Regions from separate parts of the Homo sapiens genome. Here region 2 is linked to region 1. The links are chromatin contacts, found by Hi-C or POLR2A ChIA-PET in ENCODE. All regions are on one chromosome and are shown on one strand. Each heading gives the region's core, a stretch centred on a gene start or an enhancer-like site at or near the end of the contact. The rest is flanking DNA. Distances are from core to core; before and after follow the strand shown.

The links. Hi-C counts contacts between places; a loop is a spot of excess contacts on that map. ChIA-PET counts read pairs that join two places held with the same protein, here RNA polymerase II (POLR2A). Pooled maps may share reads with other maps.
Region 2: a map of MCF 10A shows a loop between it and region 1 (5-fold over the local background). The contact joins two enhancer-like sites. A Hi-C loop is called at or near these places in 2 of 168 maps with a recorded cell type or tissue (MCF 10A and chondrocyte) and 3 of 50 pooled maps. POLR2A ChIA-PET finds 5 or more read pairs at or near these places in 1 of 52 experiments (AG04449).

What each region holds. Positions count from the first base shown.
Region 1 is chr12:124,027,591-124,033,202 of GRCh38, reverse strand. All of the region lies in intron 2 of ZNF664-RFLNA (ZNF664-RFLNA readthrough), which reads right to left. Among named protein-coding and RNA genes, the nearest start is that of ZNF664-RFLNA, 57 kb to the right of the region's middle. Within about 2 kb of position 2,547, at least 4 of the 41 ENCODE cell types and tissues checked have a DNase peak (open chromatin) inside an H3K27ac peak, as active enhancers do.
Region 2 is chr12:124,507,363-124,512,974 of GRCh38, reverse strand. All of the region lies in intron 2 of NCOR2 (nuclear receptor corepressor 2), which reads left to right. Among named protein-coding and RNA genes, the nearest start is that of NCOR2, 57 kb to the left of the region's middle. RefSeq lists enhancers at 1-123, 124-672, 4,112-4,221, 3,749-4,334, 4,923-5,508 and a silencer at 4,396-4,610. Within about 2 kb of position 3,019, at least 22 of the 41 ENCODE cell types and tissues checked have a DNase peak (open chromatin) inside an H3K27ac peak, as active enhancers do.

The sequences.
Region 1 (5,612 bases), core at 1,298-3,797:
TTTTTTTTTTATTTTGCAAGTGAGTGATCATTAAAGAACTAGCCTTGCTATATAGTTCATAGAATTTACAAAGAATTTAAATAGATGAAACAAAGTAAATGTGTTTGGGTCATCAGGTTCAACATTTAAATGAGATAAGAAAGGCTGGGGCTGAGCACAGTAGCTCACACCTTTAATCCCAACATGTTTGGGAGGCTGAGGTGGGAGGACTGCTTGACACCAGGAGTTGGAGACCAGCCTGGGCAACATAGTGAGACCCTGTCTCTACAAAAAATACAAAAATTAGTGAGACGTAGTGGTATATGCCTGAGGTCCCAGCTCCTCAGGAGGCTGAGGCAGGACGATCACTTGAGCCCTGGAGTTCGAAGTTACAGTGAGCTATGATCGCACCACTGCACCACAGCCTGGACAACAGAGCAAGACCCTGTCCCTAAAAAAATGAACTAAATACAAATTTTTACAAAGGCATAAAGAGAGAAGGGGTTGAAACTGGAGACCACGGGGTTCTGTGACTCCTGGAGTGGTTGCTTTTACAGCATTGTGGTGAGTCAGAAAAATGTTTTATGGACAAATTTAAAAACTGTCTTTTAAAAGCAATTCAGAGAACAAAGTGGAGGGTGGCAGTTTTTGTCCTCCTTTAAAGAAAAAAAGTTAAGGAAAAAAGTTTAGAAAGTTGTATGTGGCTGGGGGGTAAAGAATCCAAAGCGTAGCTCCCAACCCCACCTCTTTTGACCACTAGAGGGGGCACATACATCCCTTCATTCCCAGACAGCTCCCTGCATCGTTTCCCAAAGCTGTACTTGAAGTCACCCAGGGCTTAATTTTCAGCCTCTGTTCACGCAGCATAGACTTGTCAGGTCTTTATAATGCTCAGCGTCTCTTATTTCTCTTTGTACGATAACTCTGGCATTTAACTCTTCCATGCTAATCAAATATACCTCCAGGGTTTGGTTTGGTTTTTTGTTGTTTTAAAATAGACCAACGCTAATAAAGGCAATAGCAACTCTAGTCCCAGGAACATGGGAACAACAGAGCAAATCCTTCAATCTTAGACTTGTTTTGTTTTGTAAAAGAAAAACAAACACCTTTCACTATGTTGTGTTCTTTAAAAATACCCACAATAGGCCGGGTGCAGTGGCTCACGCCTGTAATCCCAGCACTTTGGGAGGACGAGGCGGCGGATCACGAGGTCAGGAGATCGAGGCAATCCTGGCTAACACGGTGAAACCCTGTCTCTATTAAAAATACAAAAAATTAGCCAGGCATGGTGGCGGGTGCCTGTAGTCCCAGCTACTCGGGAGGCTGAGGCAGAACTGCTTGAACCCGGGAGGCGGAGCTTGCAGTGAGCCGAGATCGCGCCACTGCACTCCAGCCTGGGCAACAGAGTGAGACTCCGTCTCAAAAAAAAAAAAAAAAACCACAATAGCAAAGACATGGAATCTACCCAAAGGTCCCTCAAAGATAGACTGGATAAAGAAAACGTGGTACATATATACACCATGGAATACTATGCAGCCATAAAATGGAACAAGTTCATGTCCTTTGCAGGGACATGGATGGAGCTAGAAACCATTGTCCTCAGCAAACTAACACAGGAACAGAAAACCAAACACTGCACCTTCTCACTTATAAGTGGGAGCTGAGCAATGAGAACATACGGACACAGGGAGGGGAACAACACACACTGGGGCCTATTGGTGGGGACAGGGCAGGGAGAGCATCAGGAAGAATAGCTAATGCATGCTGTGCTTAATACCTAGGAGACAGGTTGATAGGTGTGGCTAATCACCATGGCACACATTTACCTATGTAACAAACCTGCACATCCTGCACATGTACCCCGGAACTTAAAAAAAATACCCCAAACAAATGATACAAAGAACATAAGCTCTTGAGTATATGAATAACACTCAACCACCCACGAGTGAATCAGCAACTTCTATTCCGCACGAAGGAAAACAAAAATGAACCCCAGGTTGGCTTTTTTCCATTTGATTATTGGTTCTTTCTCAACCACCTATGTAACTTAAATTTACTTAATATAAAGTCAATTATATAATTCAAAACTAAATCATGAAGCCAAATAAAGTATAATTAATTCCAAAGCCACGTGTCTATTTTATTATTCCCTGCTCATGGGGATTATCCAAGTCATCGCATCTACCATCCCTCTGCGTATTAAATTTGTATATTAAAACTGTGTCAATATTCAGAGGCAATTATCAAGAGGGACTAGAGAACTTGGAGGGGCTTGTAAACTGTTCTGTGCATTTTGTCTGAGAGTGTCAGAAAAAGAAAAGAGATCCTGGCCGATACCGAAGTGCTGAAGAAAACCACAAGTCGTTTGACTGCAAGCTCCCTGATGACAAAGGCCTCTGAGCCTGCAGGAATTCCCTGCATGGAGCCTGTGAGGCTGACAACAATTGATATTTCCCAGGCATCTTGCAGCCCGAGGATCTCTCGGGGATCTTGATTAGGACTTTGTTGGGACAGACACACGCTAGAAGGAGATGAGTCACGTGCTTTCCTGTCGCTCTGCCTCGGGGAGGTCAAATGAGCTGGCCAGTGTGAAGCCAGGGCACTGGGGAATTGGATGAAGACCCCAAAATGCTGACTCTCCTACCCGGACTTTTTGTGACATGAGATCAGCTAGTTAACGCCTAAGATTCTGTAACCTGAGATGAGATCGTATGAGTTTTGCTGTCTTTTTTTTCCTTTCCTCAAAATTACTGTTTGATACATATCATTTTTACTTACTCACGAGGGACAGAAATTTCCCCGGGGCTTGTCTAGTTTGATACCTTTGCTAACTAAATCTGTGGAGGTGGACGGTCAGTCTGCGCTCCCTTGAACCTGGATGAGAGGGGTCTCTGTCCTGGGCCCCGTGCTTTAGAGGGCCCCACTCACAGCCTCTCCAGGGTCAAGGGAATGTGCCAAACCGGAATGTTGCTTCTGTATCAGGCTCCAAATTTCCTGGCACTGGAGGTTCCTTCTGAAACAGCGCAGGCGTTCCTTCAGAGCCTGCACAAACCCGTTCTTCAGATGCAGCCTCCGAAGAGCAGGCTGCTGGTACCCACGGCCCTGCCCATGGGCCTGCAAGGGGGCAGCTATGGGGTGGTGTGGAGGGATGGCCAGAGCTCGAATCATGGGCTGGGTGTCCACACGTGTGGACTCCAGGAGGACTCGGGTGGGGCAGGAAGGGATGTGGAGCAAAAAGGGACACAGGCAGGTGGGACACATGCCAGCCCCTACTGCCCACCACAACCCAGGGGGAGCTCAGGAGTCCCCGCATCCCAAAGGCCAAAGCTTGGCCTTCCAGGTGGTTCTGAAGAGTTCATTGTCAGAACCGCTTTGTTAACTTGATTTGCTTTGCTAACTTGATTTATAACTTTTTTTAAAAAAAAGAGACAGGGTCTCACTCTGTCACCTAGGCTAGAGTGTGGTGGCGCAATCATAGCTCACTGCAGCCTTGAACCCCTGGGCTCAAGAGATCCTCCTGCCTCAGCCTCCCAAGTAGCTGGGACTACAGGTGTGTGCCACCATGCTCGGCTAATTTTTAATTTTGTAGAGATGGGGTCTCACTATGTTCCCCAGTCTGGTCTCCAACTCCTGGCCTCAAGCGATCTTCCTGCCTTGGCCTCCCAAAATGCTGAGATGGCAGGCATGAGCCACCATGCCTGCCTTGATTTATGACTTTTAAAGGTGGGTCTCCATTTGTACTCTTGCCCGGCCCCCCAACACATCAAGGGCAGGCCAGTGACACGTTAATGTGAAGTCATTACTTGCACGTCTCTGCGGGGTCTATTCCAAGATACAACCTGCAGATGAATGCACACACAGAAAATGTACAAACAATAAATAAATGAAAGAATAATTAAAAATATTATTTCTCCCTGGTAACCTGCTTCCGACAAATTTCAAAGAAACTGTTACATAGAGGCTGAGTGTGGTGGCTCACGCATGTAATCCCAGAACTTTGGGAGGCTGAGGCAGATGGATCACTTGAGGCCAGGGGTTTGAGACCAGCCTGAATATCGTGAAACCCTGTCTCTACTAATAATACAAAAATTAGCTGGGTGTAGTGGCACACGCCTGTGGTCCCAGCTGCTTGGGGGAGGCTGAGGCAGGAGAATGACTTGAACTGAGGAGGCAGAGGCTGCAGTGAGCCGAGATCATGCTACTGCACTCCAGCCTGGGTAACAGAGTGAGAATCATCTCAAAAAAAGAAAGGAAATTGTTACACAGACGCAGAAGGAGCATATGGAATTTGGCCACGCTGGGTGTTACTGGTTTCAACTAAATTCTCCCAAATCCCAAGGCAAACTTCCAGCAAAGCAAGGTGACTGGCGAGCTGATGGGGTCATTTGTAAAGAAATGCTGATGCTCTCAAATGTGTACAAGCACCAAGATGCCAGCTGAGAGGGCTCCAGGAAGTTGGCTAGCAAGGGCACGCCTCTTTCCCTCTGTTCATCTGATTGTCAAGAACTCACCGGTGCGCAGAAGAGTTGGCGATCCTCACAAGCCCCAGGCTTGTAGCTTGTGACTGTTTGCTTTCAGAGAAAGGGAACTAAAAGATGCTTTTTCCCCCTCCTGCTTTTGCTTGGCCCTGGCTCCCTGCAAAATCTACCTGAGCAGGTCTGGAGTCACCAGGGACCACCTCCCAGTGCCTTCAAACACGGGGCTCTTGGGCAGCACTCTGGGACCTCAGCGCTTCGCCTGCCGGCAAATGACCACCACACCGCTGCCAACCCACTGCTGCCACCACGCTTCCAGCTACAGCCAGGTCTGCCAGACCCTGCTCCCTCTGCCAGATGCAGGCTCAGCTGTTGTCACCTTCACTGGGACAGCCAGCTCTGACGGGCAGTGCCAGCCTTTCTGCAAGATCACAACACTTGGGACCACTGCCACTTCCTGGGGATAGTAATAATAACAGCTAAGATCTACTGAGCCCTTGCTCTGTGCCAGACACCAGCTGAGGACTTCACTTGCTTAAGCTCACTTCAGCCTCGCAGCCATCCGGAGATAAATACTGTCATTCGTCAGTACAATACTTTACAGATGAGGAAACTGAGGCTCAGAGAGGTAAAGACACTTGCTCAAGGTCACACAGCTAGATGTGGTGGAGGGACTTTGAGTCTGGGCTCACCACACTCTGCATCCAACCCTGCAGCACCTTGGGTGCTGCCACGCCCTCGGGCTCAGCTGCTGCTCCCAGTTGCCACCCCCAAGTCTGCCCGGCTCCCCTGGAGTCCCTGGCTCTCCCACACCGTGTGGCTTGGCTGCCTCTGGTGGAGCAGTGTCACTTTGGCCATGTCAATGCCAGCCTCCCCGAGGACCGCGTCTTCTTGGCACTTCTATCTCTAATGGATCTGTGACAGGGGAAGACTTATGACTATGTGATGTCCTTGTCGTCTTCTCCCTCAGACCCCAGCCACTGCCATCCTCCATGACCAGGCCCTTGTGGAGAGAGAGAAAGAGACAGACACAAAGACAGAGAAAGACAAAGAGACAGGGACACAGACAGACAGGGAGAGAGAGGGAGATAAAAAGAGGCAGAGACAGAGAGACAGATGAACAGAGACAATACAAAAACAGAGTGACAGAGACAGGTG
Region 2 (5,612 bases), core at 1,770-4,269, 480 kb before region 1:
CTGAGCCTCCAGGAAGCCCTCCCTGGCCCCACCGTTTGTCTGGTCCCCCTCGATGAGCTGCTTCAAGCTTCTTGGCCTGTGGAGTGGGGGTGACTCACTGTCAGTTTGGCCCTCGGCCGAGAGGCGTGGGCGTGAGAGTCCCTTGTTTCCTGTAAACTGGAGGGAGGCCAATACCCAGCGGCTACTGTGTTGGGGCCACTCGGAAAGCCAGGTTCAAACCTTGGCCCCACTTGGTCCCCTGGGCATCGGCTGAACTCCCTGTGCCTCCGTTTCCCCCTCTGCTTCATGGGGTTCCGCTGGGGCTTGGGCTCAGAGCTAGGCAGGGAGTGAGCTTTCAGGAAATGGGCAATGTCAGAAAAGGCGGGGGCTGGTGGAGTGGGGTGAGTGGTGATACCCCCAAGAGTTAGGTCCATGTCCTAGTAACCCAGCCCCTGTCAGAGAGAGACCGTATTTGATAAAAGGGTCTTTGCAGATGTGTTTTGAGATGAGCTCATCCTGGGTTACCCAGGTGGGCCCTGAATCCAAAGACCAGTGTCCTTAGAAGAGACAGAAGAGGAGAGAGCAAGACTACATGAACTACAGGAAGACAAAGGCAGAGATTGGAGGGCTGAAGCCGCAAGCCAAGGAATGCCTGGAGCCACCAGCATCTGGAAGAGGCAGAAAGGAGCCTCCCTTTGAGCTTCTGGAGGGAGTAGGGTCCTGCTGACGCCTTGATTTTGGACTTCCAGGCTCCAGAACTGTTAGAGAATAAATTGCTGTCGTTGGCCGGGCGAGGTGGCTCATGCCTATAGTCCCAGCACTTTGGGAGGCCGAGGTGGGCGCATCACTTGAGCCCAGGATTTCAAGATCAGCCTGGGCAACATGGCGAGACCCTGTCTCTACAAAAAGCACAAAAATTAGCCGGATGTGGTGGCGGCTTGCCTGTAGTCCCACGCTGAGGCAGGAGGATCAATTGAGCCCAGGAGGTCAAGGCTGCAGTAAGCCATGATTGTGCCACTGCACTCCACCCTGGACCACAGAGTGAGACCCTGTCAAAAAATAATAAAAAAATAAAAATAAATCACTGTTGTTTTAAGTTTCCTGGTTTGTGGTCATTTTTATGGCAGCCCTAGGAAATGAACACAGCTGGCGACGCCAGTCTCTGGAGGTGGGGGAACTGGCCCTGGCGGGGGTTGGTACTGTTCCCCACTCCAAGCCTGAGGGTGCAGGACAAGTTTGGGTGGCCGAGAACCCCTTTGTGCCTGGGAGTGCATGAAGCCCCATTCGGGGAGTCTGGACTTTCCAGGAAGGACGCCTTGCTTGAACCTGCCTTTCTTGCCGAGAACCAAATCCACAAGGCCCTAGACCCCACCTGCCGCCTGCTGTTCGCTGTCCCCTCAGACAGCCCTGCTAAGGGGACAGGACCCAGAGGCAGGAGGCTCTCGGATTCTACCCCGGCTTTGCCCCAGGCCCCGGACGCCCTTTCCCCACGCGTCTGGTGACTCCTGCAGAACCCGGGTTGCACTCATCCCCCAGCAAGCCCCAGGTTTGCCGGGTGCCCTTGACAAATGGAGAAACTAGGCCCAGAGAGGGCAGGCTACTTGGCAGAGGCCACACAGCTCCTTAGTGGCACTGACGGCCTTACAGTCTCGCCACGGGGGCTGGCACTGGGGCTTCCAGGAGTGGGGATCAGAGTTCTCGGCCACTTGGAGACCTGGAGTGGAGCCGGCCGGCTGTGTGGACCTGGGGTCAGTTACCTGATATTTGGGACACTCGGCTGCCTTTGATGGACCTGGCCTGGTGTAGGTGGTACCCCGAAATCTGGGCTTTAAGCACACCCTGTCTGTGCTCTCAGCCTCAGTCTCTCTGTTTGCAAACTGGTCTTTGAGCTTCAGCTCCACGTCTGCGATTTTGCTCTTAGCATGTTCATGCATTCAGCAAACATTTATTGAGCACCTGCCATGTGCAGTGTGCTGGGACTCTGGGGGACACAAAGGTGTGACTCTTGCTTCATGGATCTTGTGTTTGGGGCTGTGGGGGGAGAGGAAATGCAGCAGCACAGGTTGGAGTCCAGATTCCGGGTTCTGATGAGGGAGGTCACGGAGCTGGGCCGTGAGGGAGGTGAGGATGTGGCCTTTCGTCTCCTCCTGGGCCCGGGGTGGACAGTGTGCAGCAGGCTCTCAAGTGGACATGGAGATGCCCACAGCCTGTCCGCGGCGGCCCATGGGCACCTCTGGCTGGCAGGACCTGGCCTGGTCTTGTGAGCAGGGACATGGGATGGGAGGGCTGCAAGGCCTGGCTCCAGCCTGGTGGGAGAGACAACAGTCTCCTCTAACCTAAGCAGCAGGCATGGGTATGCTGGTGACAGGGTCCCAGGACACAGTGGGTGAGCTGGACACAGGAGGTGGCTCGCCTGGGTTTGCATCCAGGCTGTGCCCTTGTTGGCTGTGTGACCTTGGGCAAGTTGCTCGGCCTCTCTGTGCCAGTCTCTCCAGCTGTAGAATGGGGATGATAACAGAATCCCTCACGGGGGCGCTGTGAGGAAGGAGTTGGTGCCACCAAGTGTTGTGTTGGGGACTGGCTGTGCCAGTGGCTGCGAGGTGTTCCCTCCCGTGGCTGCTCAGGGCAGCGGCGTGGAAGATGGAAGTGGCATTTGCTCATCTTCCCGCTGCCCTGCTCCTCCCTGTGCAAATAGCCTCAGTCTTCCACCTAGGAAACGGGAGCTGTAACAAGCACATGGCCCCATGGAGGTCGGGAGGAGAAGCGGAGCTGGGGTGCATCAGTGCCTGTGGGGTGGGGGCTTGGGGTCGCCACCTGCTCCAGATTGAGGCCTTGGCTGCCCCCGAGGCCTGGAACAGCCACTTGTTTTACAACCCAGGAAACTGAAGGCCTGGCAGGGATGGCCCCAAGACATGCCCATGGGTACAGCCCATGTGGTGGCTCCTGGCTGCAGACAATGCCTCTTTTTTCTGGCCTGGCGGGAGCAGCCCAGGCTTGCTCAACCTGGCCTAGGTTTATCAGCACATTTGGTTCTGCGGTGCGGCTAGCAGACATTCCCTCCAAGAGAGATCGTGATGTTCCTCCGGAAACCGAGGTCCGGAGGCTCAGGTTACTGTGGGGGGCGGCCGTCGGGGGGTGTGTCTGCCTCTGAGAAGTGACCCAGATCAGAGCTGGGCTGTGCTGGGCAGTGTTCATCTGCAAAGCTGCCGCCTGCTCTTTCACCCATGAGAGCCACTGACAGCTCAGGAAGGGACTGGGAGCCACCCACTTTCCCTTCAGGGTGACACAGGACAGGCCTCTCCCTGGCTCCTGCCTGGCCCCTTCCCCCTACACTGAGTCTGGCCTGGGTCTCCCATTCCATTTCTCTGGCCTCTTCTTGGCTGGCTTTGGACCTGTCCTCACCTACATGGATAAGGGACCTAGCGGGTGGAAGAGATCTGATTCCAGGGAGATCCTATCTGAGAGTTTGTGTTTTAGGAGGGTTGCTATCTTAGGTCTCTTGGTTGCAATGGACAGACTCCCTCTGCCTCCTGCATTTAGCACAAATAGTTCAAGTAACTAAAAAACCTCAGAGAAGCTTCAGGCACAGTTGGGTCCAGGTGCTCCCCACTTTCAGTCCCTGTTAGCCTGAGACTAATAATTGCAGTTCAGTAGCCCCAGTGGAAGGACAGCTTCTTGTTCCCAATATTCCAGCAAATATCATGGGAATGAGTTTTGTTGCCTCAGCTTGAGAGTTCAGAGTTAAGCCCCCCCCCCCCCCACCAAAGCCAGTGCCACTTTGGCTGGAGGGCTGGGTCAGCCTCCCTGAGACCCCAGGACTGAGGGTGCAGGGGGGGTGGTTGCCCAGGGAAATTGGGGTGTGGCATGCACGGAGTGGGGCCGGGTGGGCAGAGACACTGTGTCTTGCTCCCTGTGTTGGAGATGGGGCCAGGTTGGGGTCCCTGCCTGGCCTGCCTTTCATGGCCAGTGTGTGTGTGTCCCATTGGGGTGGAGCAGGTGGCGCCGATGAGTCACTGGGTAAGTTTCATTCCTGTTATATTTAATAGTTGAGGGCCTCTTGGGTCCCCCCTCCAAGCCGTTGCTGGCGCTCCACCTCCTGTCCCCCCATCAGCCCGCTTCAGCTCCCCAGCCTTCCCTCACCTCTCTTGTGGCGTCCAGTGACCACGTCATAAGCCACAGGTCATGTCCTGGCAGCCCCTGGGCTGTATTTGGCTGTCAGACTGATTTATTGGGTTGGTTTTATAGTCAGTGTTTTTTTAGAAATATCGGGAGATGTCTCAAAATTGGGCTTCTTGGCTTTGCTGGAAAGATTTGGATGCCGTGGACCCCCTGCCCCACGTGGACCCTGTTCCAGCAGGGTCTGGAACATCAGGAATGTTTGGGGGCCACATTCCTGGGTCTCTGCTCAGTGTTGGCTGGGGCTGAGCTGCGGTCACCCCCTTCCTGCGGGCCCCTCCCCTCGGCGTGGTGCCTGCCTGGGCCCTTGTGTTCCGGCAGGGTCTTGGGTATCTACAGCTCTCCTCTTGCTTTTTGTCCCTGCCCTTCTTCGGGTGGATCATCCGATCCCAGGTAGACGCTTAGCTTCAGCCGTCGCCACTCCTGGGCGCTGAAGCATTTGTTTACTGTCTGAGCTCCTGGCTGCAGGGGCCATAGGACCTTTTGGGTTCTTGATCACTGTCCCGTCATCAGACATTTATTGATCAATGCCCCTGGGGTAATTGAATGGCCCAGATGCGTCCACTTCTGAGCATTGGACAGAGCTGACGTAAAGTGGATTCTTCCCGTTTAGCCTGGGAGCCCAGGCGGCAGTGGGGTCCTCCCATCCAGGCCCTTTGTGGTCCAGCCTGGCCACTTGCTGGGGGCTGGGATGGGTTGGGGAGGCAGGAGGGGACCCTTGTTGAGTGGGTGGGCTCTGTCGCCCTGGACGCTGCTGCTGGCACAGCTATTCTTAGCAGCAGAAACATTTGTCCTCATTCACATGTGGTGGATGCCTCCAGGGATCTACCCTGAAATACTAGAGGCGACCCCATAAATTCCTCAGAAAGCCATCCTTGAGGGCCTGCGTGCATGGAGGAGAAGCGGGAGGAGGCGTTTCCGGCAGCTGCACAGCTGTGGATGTGTTTGCCAGATGTTGGAGGCAGGGAAGTCGGTGGGAACCTTGCGGAGGCCGCCTTCACACTCGGGGTCTGGGCATGGACATGAGCGGGTGGGACAGAGACTGCAGACTGGTGGGCAGAGAGAAGGGCTCTGGCCCTGGCCTCAAGTTTTGGGGTCCAGGGGCCCCTCTGAAGCAGTCAGCCCTTCCCTGGGCCCTGGCCTTGAGGCCACCTGGGTTGGAGGCAGCTGGCGAGGGGAGAGCTCAGCTTATCGGGCGCTTCCGAGGGATCAGAGGTGCAAGTCGCTGCCCAGCCATGCCCTGTGGCCGTCATGGGGTCCTGAGGTGAGGTGGGCCAGAGACAAGGCCTGGACGCATGCTGCACTCGGCTCTGAGGGCCTGCTGAGTGCCGGGGCCACTGGCAACACTTTGCCTTTTATGGGGGCAGCCTGAGCCTTTGGGGCCACCGCGGAACAACACAAGCACAACACTAGCAATCAGGGAGGTCTCCCTGGAGGAGGTGTTGTTTAATTTTAAA